Linked DNA regions of Mus musculus: region 1 is linked to region 2. The links are chromatin loops, found by intact Hi-C in ENCODE. Cell type or tissue: left cerebral cortex. All regions are shown on one strand.

Region 1 (8,000 bases), 74 kb after region 2:
GAGATGGTGATGGTTGTTTCTATTTCTGTGATGCAGTTGCTGAGTTTAATATGAGTGATGTTGAAGGCAACCAACCCCTTGGCTGGAGTTGCACTGTCGGGTCCCAGGACTCGTGAGCTGCTGAGGACCCCAGCTGAACTGTCAGAGGAAGAGCTGCTCTCTGAAGACAGGTACTCCACTTCCGTGGAGGTGTGTGCCAACGTCAGGAGGTCAACTGTGATCTTCCTTGCCTCTTCAGAGCTGTCATCGGTACAAAGGGTGTCAAAGACGGCTTCTATGGAGTCCCACACTGTGCCAGTTTGGACAGTGCTCATCCCAGTTCTGGGGCTGTTGCTTGGTGCCAATGTCTCTGTAGGGATGGTGTGCATAACCGTGAGGTCAGAAGGTATTCTTATTGAAACCGTTCTGGTCTCCGTTACAGTGGAAATGGTTTGGGTCTTTAGGGTCAATTCAATAGGTGAGATGGTCTGGGTATCTAGGGATGATGGTGCAGGGGAAGTGGTCAGAGATGATGGTGCAGGGGAAGTGGTCTGGGTATCCAGGAATGATGGTGCAGGGGATGTAGTTAGAGATGATGGAGTAGGAGAAGTGATCAGAGATGATGGTGCAGGGGAAGTGGTCAGAGATGATGGTTCAGGGGAAGTGGTTTGGGTATCCAGGAATGATGGTGCAGGAGAAGTGGTCTGGGTACTCAGGGATAATGATACAGGAAAAATGGTCTGAGCATCCAGGGACGATGCTATTGGGGAGGTAATCTGAATATTCAGGGTTGACAAATTAGGAGAGGTGGTCTGGGCCTCTAGGGATGATGCTGCAGGAGTGGTAGTATGTGTCTTCCTGGTCTTTGTTACAAAAGAGGTGGTCTGAGTGTCTCTGGAATTGACCTCTGAACTGATACTAGTTGCACTTAAAGCATTAGAAGCAGATTCAGTGCTGAGAGTTTGCGTGTCTAGAGGTACATACTGAATCAGGTTGGTGGTCTGGAAAGCTCTCTCTGAGCTGGGCCTGTCCCTTTGAGTGAAGGTGGACACTTCCATGTTGTTGGTTGTCACCAAAGGAACTGATCTGCTAATGTCGAGACCTGTGTGGGATGAGAACAACCTGGTGAGTGCCAGTGGACTGACATCACAGTTTATGCCCTAGGTGCTATTGGATGGCATGGAGGGTCATCATCTACATAAACCTAGAGGATGAAGGCAGCACAGAGAAGCCAAAGCCTTCACAGCAGCCCCGAAGACATGCTACCCCAACTAGTGCTCTCTGAAGCCCTGACAACTGCCCCCTGCCCCAAAGGATCCCAGCTGACCCCGGGTCTACAGCTCAGCCTCACAGCATATACCGACTAAGGCAGGCAAAGAAGACAGGAATCCACATGAGCCAAGGACTGCAGAGCAGGGATCCAGGGATGATGGTGTAGGAGAAATAGTCTGGGTATCCAGGAATGATGGTGCAGGGGATGTGGTCAGAGATGATAGAGTAGGAGAAGTGATCAGAGATGATGGTAAAGGGGAAGTGGTCAGAGATGATGGTGCAGGGGAAGTGGTTTGGGTATCCAGGAATGATGGTGCAGGGGAAGTGGTCTGGGTACTCAGGGATAAACTTTCTGAAGAAACTTTGTCACTCTCCCATGGGTGGTTTGCTCACCCCCACACACACACACAAAAATTCCCATAGAAGTATGTTCTTCAAAGTCTAGAATGACCTATGGTTTCATCTTTAGAGATAACTGGGAGGACGGGGAGAGGAGCCTCCAGCCTGAGTGGAATATGTCCTAGGAAAGCAAGCAGTCAGGGAACTGGAGCCAGTTCACATGGGTAAAGGAAATGATTAGTGGGCGCACACTCTCTCGCGCGCGCACGCACACACACACACATACACGTCTGCAGGAGCTACTGATTGCCTTCTTCATATGGGCATCTATGCCTAATCCCAAGCTATTTCTTTGAGGCCCCTGGTCCACAGAACCCAGCCCAGATCGGAGGGTGTGGCTGCTTTCCTCTTCCATACCTCCATATTGGGAGTGAGAAAAGTATGGAAATACAGCCTGGTTTGAGTCTTGCCTCTGTTGCTTGTTCTGCTGTATACTAACTCTGTGACACAGGTCAAGTCTCTGTGCTCCACACTGGTACTTTCTCATATGTAAAGTGTGACAGGCAGGGTGGGTGGTCCAATGGTTGGGCACTGCTAGCAGTGCTGGCCCCGGGGTTAAATTCCTCCCTCTAAGCTGCAGTCCCCTTGCTTTTAGGTGGGTGGCAGGTCTTAGAGGTGCGCACCTTTCCTTGACGTTATTGTGAGGATTTAAAAGGCAATGTTGGACCAGCCCGATAGCTCAAGTGGGTAGAGCTGCTTGCTACCAAGCTTGGTGACCAGAAGTTAAGATTCAAACTGTCAGGTGGTCTCCACACACGTGTCAAGCATTTGTGGACTTTCTCTCTCTCTCTCTCTCTCTCTCTCTCTTTCTCTCTCTCTCTCTCTCTGTGTGTGTGTGTGTGTGTGTGTGTATCTGAACTCTGAACTCTGGGTTTGATTGAGAGATCCCAGGTCAAGGAATAAGGTGAGAGAACTTTCAAGGGTGATCCCAAAATCAACCTCCACACACACTGTACACATCTTCACACACAGCCAAACACATGTGAATCCACACATATGTAGAAACATTTCTCTTTCACACACATGCATAGAAAAATGGAAAATGGAAACATTGATAAATAAAGTGTATATAGCAAGTTCCATGCTGTCAGGGCAATGTGTCAAAACAAATAAATAAATACATACATAAATACTTATTTATTTATTTAGAAATTCTGTCAATAAACTTAAAAAATGGAATTTAAAAAAGTGATGCCCGGTGTGACATGTCAGTGTGTGGTCTCCGCTGTAGCAGTCCCCATGCCGTGGGGACGTGAACAGCAGGGGCTGTGTGTGGGAGGGACTGGATAAATCAGAAGTCTCAGTAGAATGCTGTTCAGTTTTACTATAAACCTAAAGTTAGCCTGAAAATTATCTATTTTAAAGTGTGTGTGATAGGTTTGGCACAGTGCCAGTTAGTAACAGATCACGGTTAGCTCCCATCTTTCAGAAAAGTCTGCCTCTCTCAGAATCTCCCCGCCCAAGCAGTTTGTGACAAACTTTTCATTCAAAAGGCAAATTTCAAAGAACAGCTGGGCTAGGTAACGATGTTGGAGGGAGCAGAGCTAAAATGATCACCAGCTGGCATCTCCCAAGCCCCTCCTCCCTCCACCCCACTATCCCATGACTAAAGAGTGACTCCCAGACTCCCTTACAGTGATGGCCACAGGGCCACCATGTGTAAGCTGACCCATCTGCCAGCCAGCACACTCGTCTATTCCTCCGGCCATTAATACAATTAACAAAAATGTCTCCCTTGCCCACAAAGAGCTGTCTTTGCCAGCACTGAAACCCAGAGCTCCACCAGGGAGGATCCCCGGGGGCTGTCCTGTTCCTTACCTGGAGAGCTCACACTGACGCCAACCTTCCAGCAGAAGACAAGGAGGGGCACAGCCAGGCCCCAGACAGAGCCCATCGTGCCTGGCCCTGACCACCGCTGTCTGCCGGACCTGCCTGCTGTCTCTCCTCACCACCCTTTCCTGCTTCCTCAACCCCGGGAGGAGGGGCAGACGACTGCCCAGGTGTGACTGGGTAGGTTCCAGGAGGCAGCCGGGTGACCACAAATGTGCAGGCTGACAGCAGGTTCATGGTCCCACTCCCCACCCTGACTCCCATGCCTTGCCTCTCTGATTTGAAGATATGGCATCAGTTCCATTCTGAAACCCTCCCCTGGCACTGAGAATGGCATGAAAGAGATGGTGTTTACCCCACTCACCCATACCTGGGGTCCCGGCTTCATGGGCAGACCCAAGTTTATCTACTGAGCCTAGATTTTATCAGTTCTAGGGACCAAGGGCAAATAAGAGAACATTTCTTAGCCCCAACTTCTTGATCTGTAAAATGGACACACTGTCTGACTCAGGACACCACCAAAGTTCTTACGCAACGTCTCCTATACATTGCTGGTGCTCAGAGAAAATGCATCTATCTCAGTAGCTCAAGATATAAGTGGGAGCCCTCAGCCTTGACCAGTCCATGTGAATGGTCCTGAGGTCTCAAGGGGACAGTGTCCCAGTGTGGGGGCAGGACTCTAACCTCTAATAGCTTTCTATATTAAAAATCCTGGGATTTTGCAGCGAAGTCCAAGGCAGGACCAGGTCCCCAGTCATGTTTGAGGATTCAGGATGCAGAGGATGGCATGATGCTCTGAGTCCAAGAGCCAGCAGAAGGAGATGACTTGGGGACACTTAGGAGATTAGTTTCCAAGGCAAGGAGTGATGTTATGGGCTGTATTTTCTATATGCCTCCCCCAAAACAAAGAGGACTCTGACCCCTCAAGGACCAAGGCCTAGTGCTCTTAGGGCCATACCCAGTGGCCAGACAAGGTTCCGTGGGCATTTTAAGTGCTTTTGGATGAAAAGCAGCTCTGGGATGGAGAAGACATCTCGGATCTGTGTCACAGAATCACAAAACTGAGAACAGGAAGGAAATGTAAAACTGTATCAAACGCTCTGTCCTTAACTGTGGGCAAAAAGCTGTGTGGTCTTAGACCAGTAGTTTGCCCTCTCTGGACCTCAGTCAGGAAGGCTTCTGAGGGCTTCTTGGCCCAGCAGTCTGAGATTGACTGCTGGCTATCTGACAGTATCATAGAGAACTTTAGTGGGCACTGTGGTGACAGGGCTTTCCCTCCTGGGAGGAGGAGCTGTCATCTTGGGGTGTGTCAGCCTCTTCAGAAGGGGCTCTGGAGTCTCTGTGAAGTAACCTGACACTGGAGTTGAGGGGCGTGGGGAGTAGTGGCAGGAACACAGTCCGCAGGCTGAGCCTTTTCCTTTCCCAGACTCAAACTCAGCTCTCTACTCTAAACAGGTGGGAGGAGGAGGAACCACTGCATTCTGGGAGACCGTGCCATGTAGCCATGTCCCCATGTGAAATCCACCCTTTAAGGAGGTGGAGGGAACATGGCAAGAGGGCAGATCTCTGTCTGGGCAGTCCTCCACACTCTCCTGCTGCACCCATGCAGAGCCAGGGGCTTCCTCATTCCAGGGGCAGCTTACTCTACGGACCAGCATTCTGGTGCCCTTTTCACCCCAACAAGGAATTCCCCACTGCATTTCCTCTTCCAACTGAAATGGCCAACAGCCCTACACACTTGAAAATGAAGACAGACAAACAAACAAACAGAAAAACCCTAAGAAGATCTGGGCCCGTTTCTGTGGAATGAATTTATAGTCTTAGCTGGTTCATATAAAAGACACACAACTCAGGTATTTTATTTACAAACTGTAAGCCTAGATTGGACAGGTTTGGAGTTATACTAACTTATCCCCTAGCTATAAAGTGTCTTGTCACTTACTGTTTCTCCTGACTGCTTAGTGGTCATGGTCCATCTCCTCGTATGGCAAAGTCCTCCACCTCCACCACCATCTTCTTTCTTCTTCTTCCTCTTCCTAGAACCCATGCCCCACCTTTCTCCCTCCACTGCCCAATCACAGGCTCTACCCTCTCGTTGACCAGTTATATTGGGGAGAAGTTTCACATAGCATCACTTGGTATACGTAAGAATCAACCACATCTTGAGAAGCCAGCATTTAACATTCGAATACAAGCAGCATCAGACCAAACCACTACAAGTTTCTTCTTTATCCAGGGTTACTTCCAAGCCTGGCTGATGGCCAGCAGCCCTGAGGGCCATCACAAACTTCACTGGAAAGTTCTTGGACCATTTCTTCACAGCCCAGCTCAGCTCTCACCACGAGTTAGCACAAGGCACAAGTCTCACTACATTAACAAGCACATTAACAAGCAATGTCAGACATTGGTCTCAGCTCTTGAGGTAATACATCACAGAGGAAAACAGACAGGGATGGCCCTCAGGAGCTAAGTCCTGAAGACTGGGTGGGCAGTGAACAAGGGAATAGAAATTTGTAAGTGACCGAGAAAGAAAGAGACATTGAAGAGCTGGGGTATGTGGGTGTATGTGTGCATGGGCGGCATGGCGGTTCAGGTTGCGGTACTGAATAACAAGGGAGGAGATTGTAGGAGCATCTAGAGAGATGTCAGAAGCTTAAAGCAGAAAGGTTTATGTAGTGAGAATTCTGGAAGTTTGGTTTCCTTTTAAACACTCAGAAATGTTTTTGTTTTAATCCCAGGTGTGGGATAAGGGACCGCTTCAGACTGTCCACAGCAGCTGACTATGATTTGCCTCATGCTCTGTCAGGGGCGTGATTTTGCCAGCTGCAGATAATTTCTGCAATTGTGTAACATTTGGAATGCTGGGGACTTTTCAGAGGGTCTATAAATGCTAGGGTCCTGAGGGGCATGGTAGGCTGTTGTTTGCAGTTTGTTAAGTAGTGGTGCACAAAGAAGAAACAAGAAGAAAGTGGGTATCCTGACAGTGAAGATCAAACTTGCCCCGAAGAACTCAGCAGCCCCAATCAGCAAAAAGTCATCTGAGGATAACGTTGGCCCCTTTCTCACCCCTGACTTTATTCAAGGATCTCTTTCATTTCCTCTCTATCCTTCTTTCTCTCTTATTTAGTATTAGGAGGTTAAAAGGGTAGAGAAAAATGGTAGAGAAGGGTAGAAGAAAAAAGAACCCACAAAGCAGCCAAAGATGGCTACAGGTTAGGAATACCAAGGAACAGCCAGGGCTGGAGTCACAGGAGTATAAGAGATGGGAGTGGGGGAGGGGGCAGCAGAATGGCAGGGGAGGGTAACGAGGATTCCGTGGGCATCCGAGGCTTTACTCTATCAAAGTATAAATTACAATAGAGTTGTGTGTCTTCAGTGGCTGTATCTATGCTCGTAGAGTCTGGCTTCATTCTATAAAACAGAACGAGCAACCGTTCTGTGGGCTTAGCTGACAAAGCAGAGTGCAGAACATGGCAAGAGCAAGACAGAGCCTGGGTGGGGTTCACCCCCAGGTGAGGGCATGGGTGGAGTTCACCCCCAGGACAGAGCCTGGGTGGGGCTCACCCCTAGCACAGCAAGAAAAAGTAAAAGCAAAACTAAATAGCGCTAGGTGGCTTCAAGTCTACTCTCCTGGTGAAGTGGGAACAGGAAATAGACAATGAGTTACCGACTGGTTACTATCAGGTCCTTATTTATTTATTTATTTATTTATTTATTTATTTATTTATTTCAAGAGCTAAACAGAAGGGACTTTCCCATTACCTGTTCTCAAAATCCAGCAATTTACTCTCTTCTGACTTCTACGTTCAGATAACTTAGTTTCAAGGACATGAGACTAAAGCAACTGCCCCCATCTGGGGCTTGTCAGCCTAGATCGGGAACCTTGTAGAAGACAATGGTGCCCTCTGATTTTTAACTTGATGAACAAGTGAGCTTGAAGTGTCCCTGCAGAGCTCTGAGGAGGGCGGTAGGCCCTAACTCGGGGTCTAGAAGGCCAGGCAGCAGGAACCCTGGCAGCTCTGTTGAGAACGACATAGAGCCTAGGAGTTAGCATGACAAGGGATGGTGGGGGAGGAAAGGCCTACGAACACTCTCTAATTAGTGATATGTTTTGAAAGTAGACACGGAGATCACTTCAGCTTGACCCACGTGGGGTGTCAGCGTAAAGCCATGGATGGGCACAGGCTCTCAGCCAGAGCATCAGTAAAGATCCTGGAGTCAGCCTCACCTGTTAGGCTCAGAGCTCCTATTCTCTGTCCCCCACAAAACCAACATATATGGTAGCGGTGACTCTGACTTGGGACAAGGCCTAATTGATTTAGCAAAAATGTCCTGGAAATACAAAGTCATCTGTGTGCTAGACAAGGAGCTGAGGCTAGTTGCACTTTTGACTCATTTTGGGTTTCTTATCTCCTTTCACCATCTTGGGTCCAGGAGCTGGGGTCTTGTGTATCACCAGAGGAGGGGACAGGGGACAAACTTTATCTACAGGTGCACGTGTATGTGTGTGCTCGGTATAA
Region 2 (8,000 bases):
ATTGCAATTCTTTGTAAGTTCTGGATCTCGGCCCCTTGGGTTGGTGTAGCTGGGGAAGGCTTTCCCCTCTTCTGAGGGCCCTGTGCTCTGAGGATTGGGTCCTACACTGTGCAGGCAATGTATTGTAACATAGCCCTACCTGTGACGCTTGGGGTTCGTCCCTGCGCTGCTAGTGTGCTGTCCAAAAAGTTCTTGCCCACCCCAGTGTCTTAAAGAGCACTCCCGTATTTCCTTTTAAAAGTTTCAGTGTTTCCGGTTTTAAATTAATATCTTTGATCCGTTTTTGAGTTGACTTTTGTATCAGGTGAAGGCTATCGAGTTTCATCTTCTGCATGTAGAAACCGGTTTTGTCAGCACCATTTGTTGAGCAGTGTATCCCCCCCCCCCCCCACCAAAGAATGCTTTTGCCTCCTGTGTCAAAAATGAAGTGGTCACAGCTGTGTCGTTTTATAGCTAAATCTTCTATTCTATCCCATAAGTTTACCTGTCTGTTAAACCAGTACCGGGGTGTCTTCATGACTGTAGATCTTTATATAGTATGACTTCTTCTTTCTAGAGAAAACAGACTCAAAGGGCTCGCTTGGGCAGCTCAGCAGTGGAACACTTGCTTAGCACGCACAGGCTCTGAGTTCAATCCCCAGCACTGCAAAAAAAAAAAAAAAAAAAGAGGAGGAAGAAGAAGAGAAGGAGGAGGAGGAAGAGAAGGAGGAGAAAGAGGAAGAGGAGGAGAAGAAGAGGAGAAGGAGGAGGAGGAGGAGGAGGAGGAGGAGGAGGAGGAGGAGGAGGAGGAGGAGGAGGAGGAGGAGGAGAAATCTGGCCCAAAAGTTAAGGCAGTAATGAAGACCTGAGCGTAGAGATGCCAAACCTTTTTGCCCCATTGCAGGCCCAAGGAAGGAGTCACTATTTTCAACAACAACAACAAAAAAAGGCTTTCGACCCTGGAAAAGTAGCCTAGGCAACCGTTACCATTATAACCCACATATCTGAGTGTTACTTACAGTGTGGCTGGCTAGTCAAGGGACTAATAATGTGCTAACCAGCGAGTGACCTTCACACTCAGCCAGCATCCCTAGAGGAGGAAGAGCTTAGTGTCTCCACTTTCTAGCAGGAAGCAAGAGAAGGAGGAAGACTTGAGCTGCATAGTCCAGGATGTGTGATTTCCCCTGAGTTCTCAGAGGTGGGTGGGTCTTTGCATGCAAGTAGTTTGCAACACCCTGGGCGAAGAAGACGGTCAGCTGGCTGCTTTGGTCACTGAACCAAAGCAAGAAGTAGTATAAAAAGAGGGAAAGACGCAGAGGCAGTTTGGCTAACTAGCTGATTGATGGACAAGTATATTGATAGGCAGGCTGGCTATGGGGTGGGGGTGGGGGTGGGGATGGGGATGGGGTGCGGGGTGGGTTGGGTTGGCGGACACCTTAGTATTAGTTACTTACGGATTCTCTGGGAGGCCTTGAAAGTTAGGCCATGCAGAGTTTATGAACTTGCACGGTTGGTTCTTCTCACAGTTCCTCCTCACATAGGTGGGTCCCCACCCCTTGCTCTTTAGAATCTCACAGAAACTTCCTCACAGGGTTAGTGTGATGGCAGCAGTCTGAGTCAATCCTTTTGAACATTAGACCAGTCAGTGCAGCTATAGCTCTCAGTTCACAAACTTGTTCCAGCAAGATCGTGTGTGTGCGTGTGTGTGTGTGTGTGTGTGTGTGTGTGTGTGTGTGTGCTATCAGAGCATGAGAAGAGCGCTGTGTGCAGGAGTAGAGAGTTCATCTTTGGAAACCATCACTACATAAGAGAGCAAGAAACTGCATCTAGTTGAACTGATTCCTATAAAAATGTGAAGAGCCACACATCCATCGCATCAGGGGCGGTCCCAACTCCCTTGGGTCACCTCATGTGTCATAAGCCACCTCATTCCGTGTGTGGTATCAGATAGACCTCCTTCCACCCTTCCCACCTCTCCCACACCATAGCCAAAGACCAATTGCATCTCTTCCTGGAGACAAACTGCTCTATTGGTGTAGCAGAAATGTGTTTCATGGCCTTTAACTGTGTAAATACACTACCACTCTTATGAGGTGTATTTATTTATTTGTTTGTTTATTTTGTTTTGTTTTGTTTTTAAGATAGGGTCCTCTATAAGCTCTGACTGTCCTGGAATTTGCTATGTAGATCAGACTAGGCTGGCCTCAAACTCACAGATCCTCCCACTTCTACCTCCCAGGGCTGGGATTGAGAGTGAACACCGTTGTGCCTGGCTAGACATATGTTTTTTTAATGCACCAAAGATGTAGTTTTTCAAGGATGAGAGTTAAGGCAGGGTCTTGCTAGGTAGGCCAGGTTGACCTTAAATTCAAGACCCTCCTACTTCGGCTTCTCAAGTATGGCGACCACACCTAGCCACCAATAAGGTTTTTGAATCCTGTCTACCTAACTCCATTTCCCCCTCTAAGTTCCCAGTGTTTTCCCACGACTTGAACAATGTTCTGATTTTCAGGAATGTATATGTAGTGTCACCACCAGTGTCACCACCAGCACCACTGCATAATTGGAGCCCCGTCACAAACCTTCCAATGTCAAGATGTGACAGAGTACCAGACCAAGCAAGCATGGTACCTTTGTGAGCGGGAGCCATGGGGGGATGGGCTGCCTAAGCTGTGTGGATTCCTGAAGTTAGCTGTAGCCACAGAACTGACAACTTCAGTACTCTCTGTATTAGTGCACCTTTCAGTGTGTGAGTGTGTGTTTGTGTATGTGTGTGTCTGTGTGTGTATTTGAGTGTGTGTGCTTATGTGTGCATCTGAGTGTGTGTGTGCTCATATGTACATGTGTGTGTAGGAGCGTGTGTGTGTGTGTGTGTGTGTGTGTGTGTGTGTGTGTGTGTAGATCAGAGGACAACTTGTGGGAGTCAGTTTTCTTCTACTGCCTGAGTCCTGAGGATTGAAGTCAGTCCACAAGTATTAGCGGTAAGTACCTTTGTGTTGTTAAGCTGTCTTGTTGGCCTGTGTTGTAAGCTACATTGTTACCCTTTGGTTTGACTCTGAAATGTCTCCCAAAAGCTCTCATGCTTTTCGAGCTCATATCTTTTTTTTTTTTTTTTTTTTTTTTTAGGATGTCTTTTGTTTATTTTATTGTTTATCTTCTAATAGCCCACAGAAGTGACTGAAAATATTTGCAGGCTAATTTTAAACAGCATGAAGTAGAGAATATGCACTAAATACTAAAAAAATAAAATAAAACTTTTACCTTACTTATTAAACTAGGAAGAATTTCCCTGAAATGCACCTGTTAAATTAGTCTACAATATATTAATGAACAGGGGACATGTATTTCCTAGTAAATATTTTAAACATGGAGTATACAAGCAAAAAAAAAACCCTCAGGATATGAAATTTTTCAAGTCATAATCCCCTGAACAAACTAATACAAATTTATTTTCCACCTGAATTCAGAAGTGCAAAATCATTAAAAAATAAAAATATTTCTACTGTTCTCAGAAGTCTACAGATAAATCCCACAAATCTTTAAAGGCTTTTCAACAGAACGAGCCCCGGTCCTCTTGGCAAGCTCCTTACGATCTTGGAAGTGGGGCTTGGCATTCTGTGGGCAAGCTGCACTGTTAGCAGAGCTCCAGTCTGAAAATCACCTTCAGGGTGAAGACCCAGCAGCGACCTCTGTCAGCATACACCACTGCCTGCATACCTGCAAGTCTGCACCAAAAGGTCCCTAGGCAGCTGCAACCCTCAGGACACAGATTCAAGACAGGAAGTAGAGGCCAAACACCCCAGTTTACAGATGCTATTCTTCATAAAAATGCCAAGGGCTTTTGTATCAGAAATGGGCAACATGTTAAAAAAAAAAAAAGTCGAGGCAACTGGGTAACGTCAGTGCTGGGGGTTAAGATGAGGGTTCAGGGTGCTCCTGGCACAGGTGAAGACACTTAGCTGCACGTCTGCACATCGAGCCCATATCTTATCTCCTGGCCCTGTTGGCCTCTATTCACGTTCTTCACAAGATGAGACGCCTTCTCTACCACACCCTTTCTCAGGGCTGTTTGGGGCTAGCTGCCTGTGGATTCACCCTTCTGAAATCAGAAGCTCAAATAAACCTTTCTTCCTTCCTTCCGGTTGTTTCTCTCAGGTGCTCCCTACAGTTACTGAACCCATGATTGACATAATTCTACAAACACTCGGCACCCGTCAGTTATTCATGTGTCCCTTTGACAAAGGTTATCCTCTGAGGGATGGTGGCTTGAGGAAAGGGGTTCTGTGATACCTGTGTGAGCCACTCACGAAAGCCAGAGACAGGGAAAGAGCCAACAGCTCATGCTAATGGAGCCTTGGTCTTCCCTGGCTCCTGGATGTTGGGAGACATTTTTTTCTACAACTCAATCACATTTCTGCAAATTTTAAGAACAAATGCATTGACATTTTGTCCTTTTGTTTTGGGATCTTCCAGAATGTTCATACAGCGAGAGCATTGGAAGACAAGGCAGTGTCTCCCTTTGTGCAGGAGGCTGATCTGTTTACTGTCCAACAGCACAGAGATATCGTTTAGCTCTGGGGAAAAGGTTGGACAGGTTTGTTTTATAGCTGTAGATAAGATATTGGTGTTCCTAGCCTGGGTAGCTGGGATGTAAGCTCACTTTGGCTCATAGAACACATCTGGGCCTGCCTCTGTATTGTCTCAGGGCAAGTAGCAGAGGAACCAATGAACCCTGAAGCTGATGTTAGCGGCTGTAACAAATCGCTTTGCCTCTAACCCAGGGTCTGCTGTGAGTGGCTTTGTTCTTGTTATGGTTTTTTGTTTGCTAACATCTGTAAAACTGTGGCAGGCCAGCTTGTTAGTTCACTAGTGGATATAATATCAGACCCTTCATGGTTGTTGGCATCCATCGGTCTGTGTTTTCAGGCCAGTTGTCAGACAGTGAAGTAAATCCAGCTGCAAGTGGGCAAGCCTGGACACCCGGCACCTCTGGGGTTCTCTGTAAAGACTAGGGTGGAATAGGTAAGGAAGTTAAGGGCTGACTGGAGACCAGGCTGGTCTCATAGTGCCACAACTACTCTGTATTGCTTAAACTTCAGTCAAACCCAGAGGCTCTTTGGAGACCAGCCAAGGAGAGTGATGACCACAAAAGGCCATCATTGCAAACTTTCTCTTCCCTGTAAGGAGAAGGAAGACCCAGAGGGAATCCCTGGGGCATCATGAGTGTGTGTGTGTGTGTGTGTGTGTGTGTGTTTGTGTGTAGTGGTAAAGGGGACCTGGCCCAAGCTTCCTGAGGTGGGTGAGAAGGACAGGCCTGGGGTCTAGGGGATTCTGCAAAAAGGTCCCTTCCCTAGATGGTCACATTCACATGGTACAATGTATCTTTCAACTCTCCTATGAACATAAGGATTTGAACTAGTGAGAAAGCAGAGAAGCACCAAGAGTGGATGCCCTCCGGTCAGAAGCCCCTGACCACATCCTAACAAACTTCATGTGTCTGGACAGCAGCTACCATTCTGTGCACAGCCCCTAGGCTCTGCTCCATAGCATCCCCCCTTTTCTGCAGCTGCCCAGTAGAACCTGGGGTTTAGCCAGGTATGTGAAGGCCTTTATCTACATTCAGGGGAACCTAGACCAGTCAGCCCCTGTGCACCTCATATTCCCCAGTATGTCCCATGGACCACCTCACCAAGGGGATTCTGGACTCACTGCCTAGCTTACTCTTCTTAGTACTTCTGAGCCTGAGTTGGGCCCACAGATGTCTGACTCCTAATCCACCCTAGACGGGATTGCCTTTCCAGAGCCTATGAACCTAGTCCCCTCAGTGGTTCAAGATCTGAGCCCCAAGCCCGAATAGAACTTGCGAGCGTGCTTAGCACTTCCCAGCTGGCTGCCCCACTTCCTGCTGGCTTTCCTTACCTTTATGTGTGGGACAGAAACACAGACTTAAGGCCCTGAGGAAGACACATTGCTGCTGTTCTTTAATGCATACAGATGTGTAGAAATGTATAGAACATGAGGGGCTTTTCATCTGACCTCTCATTCTGAATACTCAACAGAAGTTGAGGATTAATATTGGAGGCAGAGTGAGTGGCCTTTACTCTGAGGCCTGAGGTGAACTGTCTTCTCTACAGCCAGAGTTCTCAGAAAGCCAGGCCTTTGCAGGCCAGAAGCCCCGACATTTGACATTCGGCTTCACAGACCCTGAAGGTGTCACCTGGGAGGCGGGAGGGCCCAGTTAACCTAGGGCAGTTGGCTTAATTGCCTCAAGGGAACCTGGGGCTTGAGGTGTCACTGCCCAGACATGTTAAGAAGCATCAGACATTCAGGGCCACCTCAAGCAATAACAGCATCTTTTAAAAGACTGAGACACTGCCCCCCCCTACCCTCAACCCGGTTTTGTTTTGAGTTTGTAGTTTTCTCAGGCTGGCTTCAAACTCACAATGCTCCCACCAGCCTTGGGAATGCTAGAATCATAGGCATTCTATTACAGCCAGCTCTCTTAGAGCCTTTCAAAAGTCACTTTCAGATGAACTGTGACCTGTTGTATGTTCTATATACATATACTGAATGGCTAGTAGAGAGTACATACTATATAGACTCCAATACATAGTTATACAGCAGCTGGCTCTGTGTCATCAAGTTGTATATTAATTACTATAAGACAGGGCTTGAAGCCCATTGGAGCCTGGATTTGCTTTATTGTTTGGTGGCATCTCAAGCTTGAGACTTGCTCGAACTGCTCTGTGAAATGGTCTAGGGTCAGAAGTTTTTTAAAAAGCCTCAAGTAAGGGGCTCAACAGTTAAGAGCACTGGCTGCTCTTGCAGAGGACCTGGATTTGATTCCCAGAACCCATGTGGCTTCATGAAGTGCACATACACACATGTAGGCAAAGAATATTTGTGTGTGTGTGTGTTAACACACATGTAGGCAAAGCATATGTGTGTGTTAAAGAATTTAAACTTTTTAGTTTAAAAAAGTTTTCAAGTTAATTTGGTCACATTCTTTCCCCTCTTCCAATACTTCCTAGATCCCTAACCCCACTAACCCAACTTCATGTTCTCTGTCTCTAATGGCAACAAAAATCATTTTTATCTTTATGAGAAAGATTCTTTTCATGTAACTCTGGCTGGTCTGGAACTCACTACACACACCAGGGTGGTCTAGAATTCACAGAGCTCCACCCACCTCTGCTTCCTGAGCTCTGAGACTAAAGGCTTGAGCTTTAATACCTGATCTCAATCTAAATAAGTGACTCTTTGCTCCTTCCCAGAGACAATCCCATCTCCTGGTGTAGTGCCAGTCATACCCTCAGACATGGATGAGGGCCAGGATGAACAGATTGGGCCATGTTGTACCAGGGCTGTCTTTAACTCTGGCTTAATGGATTCTATTGCCATCTTCATTGACCTCAGCTACATGGTGTACACATTCCAGTGTGACTCTCCTCCTGGCTAGTTCAACAGAATAGCCAGGTCTGAGAAGAGAAAATGTGTCATCATCAGGAAGGTCATCTCCATCTTCCAGGAGAGAGACCTCCAGCATCAAATGAGGTGATGCTGATGCTAAGTGTGCCATGGAGTCTACTGGTGTCTTCACCACCATGGAGAAGGCCAGGGCCCACTTGAAGGGTGGGGCCAAAAGAGCCATCATCTCCACCCCTTCTGCCAATGCCCCTATGTTTGTGATGGGTGTCAACCATGAGACAACTCACTCAAGATTGTCAGCAATACTTCCTGCACCACCAATTGTATAGTCCCTGTGGCCAAGGTCAACCTTGACAACTTTAGCATTGAGGAAAAGACTCATGACTACAGTTCATGCCATCACTGCCATCCAGAAGACTGTGGATGCCCCCTGAGGGAATCTGTGCTATAATGGTTGTGGGGCTTCCCAGAACACCATCCCTGTATCCACGGGTGATGCCAAGGCTGTGGGTAAGGTCATCCCAGAGCTTCCCAGGAAGCCCACTGGCATGGCTTCCCATGTTCCTAGCTGTGGATCTGACTTGCTGCCTGGA

The links. Hi-C counts contacts between places; a loop is a spot of excess contacts. Peaks named below come from ENCODE experiments on the same cell type or tissue, not always from the same donor. Only the 100,000 strongest peaks of a DNase experiment are listed, where the experiment ranks them.
Region 1: a loop joins it to region 2, with 2.9 times the contacts of the local background. A loop is called at or near these places in 5 of 42 quality-filtered maps.

What each region holds. Positions count from the first base shown.
Region 1 is chr16:32,793,849-32,801,848 of GRCm38, forward strand. Muc20 (mucin 20) reads right to left here and starts at 3,587. Exons shown (of 4, transcript NM_146071.2): 1 at 3,469-3,587; 2 at 1-1,081. The coding sequence starts at 3,544. In left cerebral cortex, no CTCF peak of the experiment used is centred here; no DNase peak of the experiment used is centred here.
Region 2 is chr16:32,719,381-32,727,380 of GRCm38, forward strand. It overlaps the pseudogene Gm9556. Among named protein-coding and RNA genes, the nearest start is that of Muc4, 13 kb to the right of the region's middle. In left cerebral cortex, no CTCF peak of the experiment used is centred here; no DNase peak of the experiment used is centred here.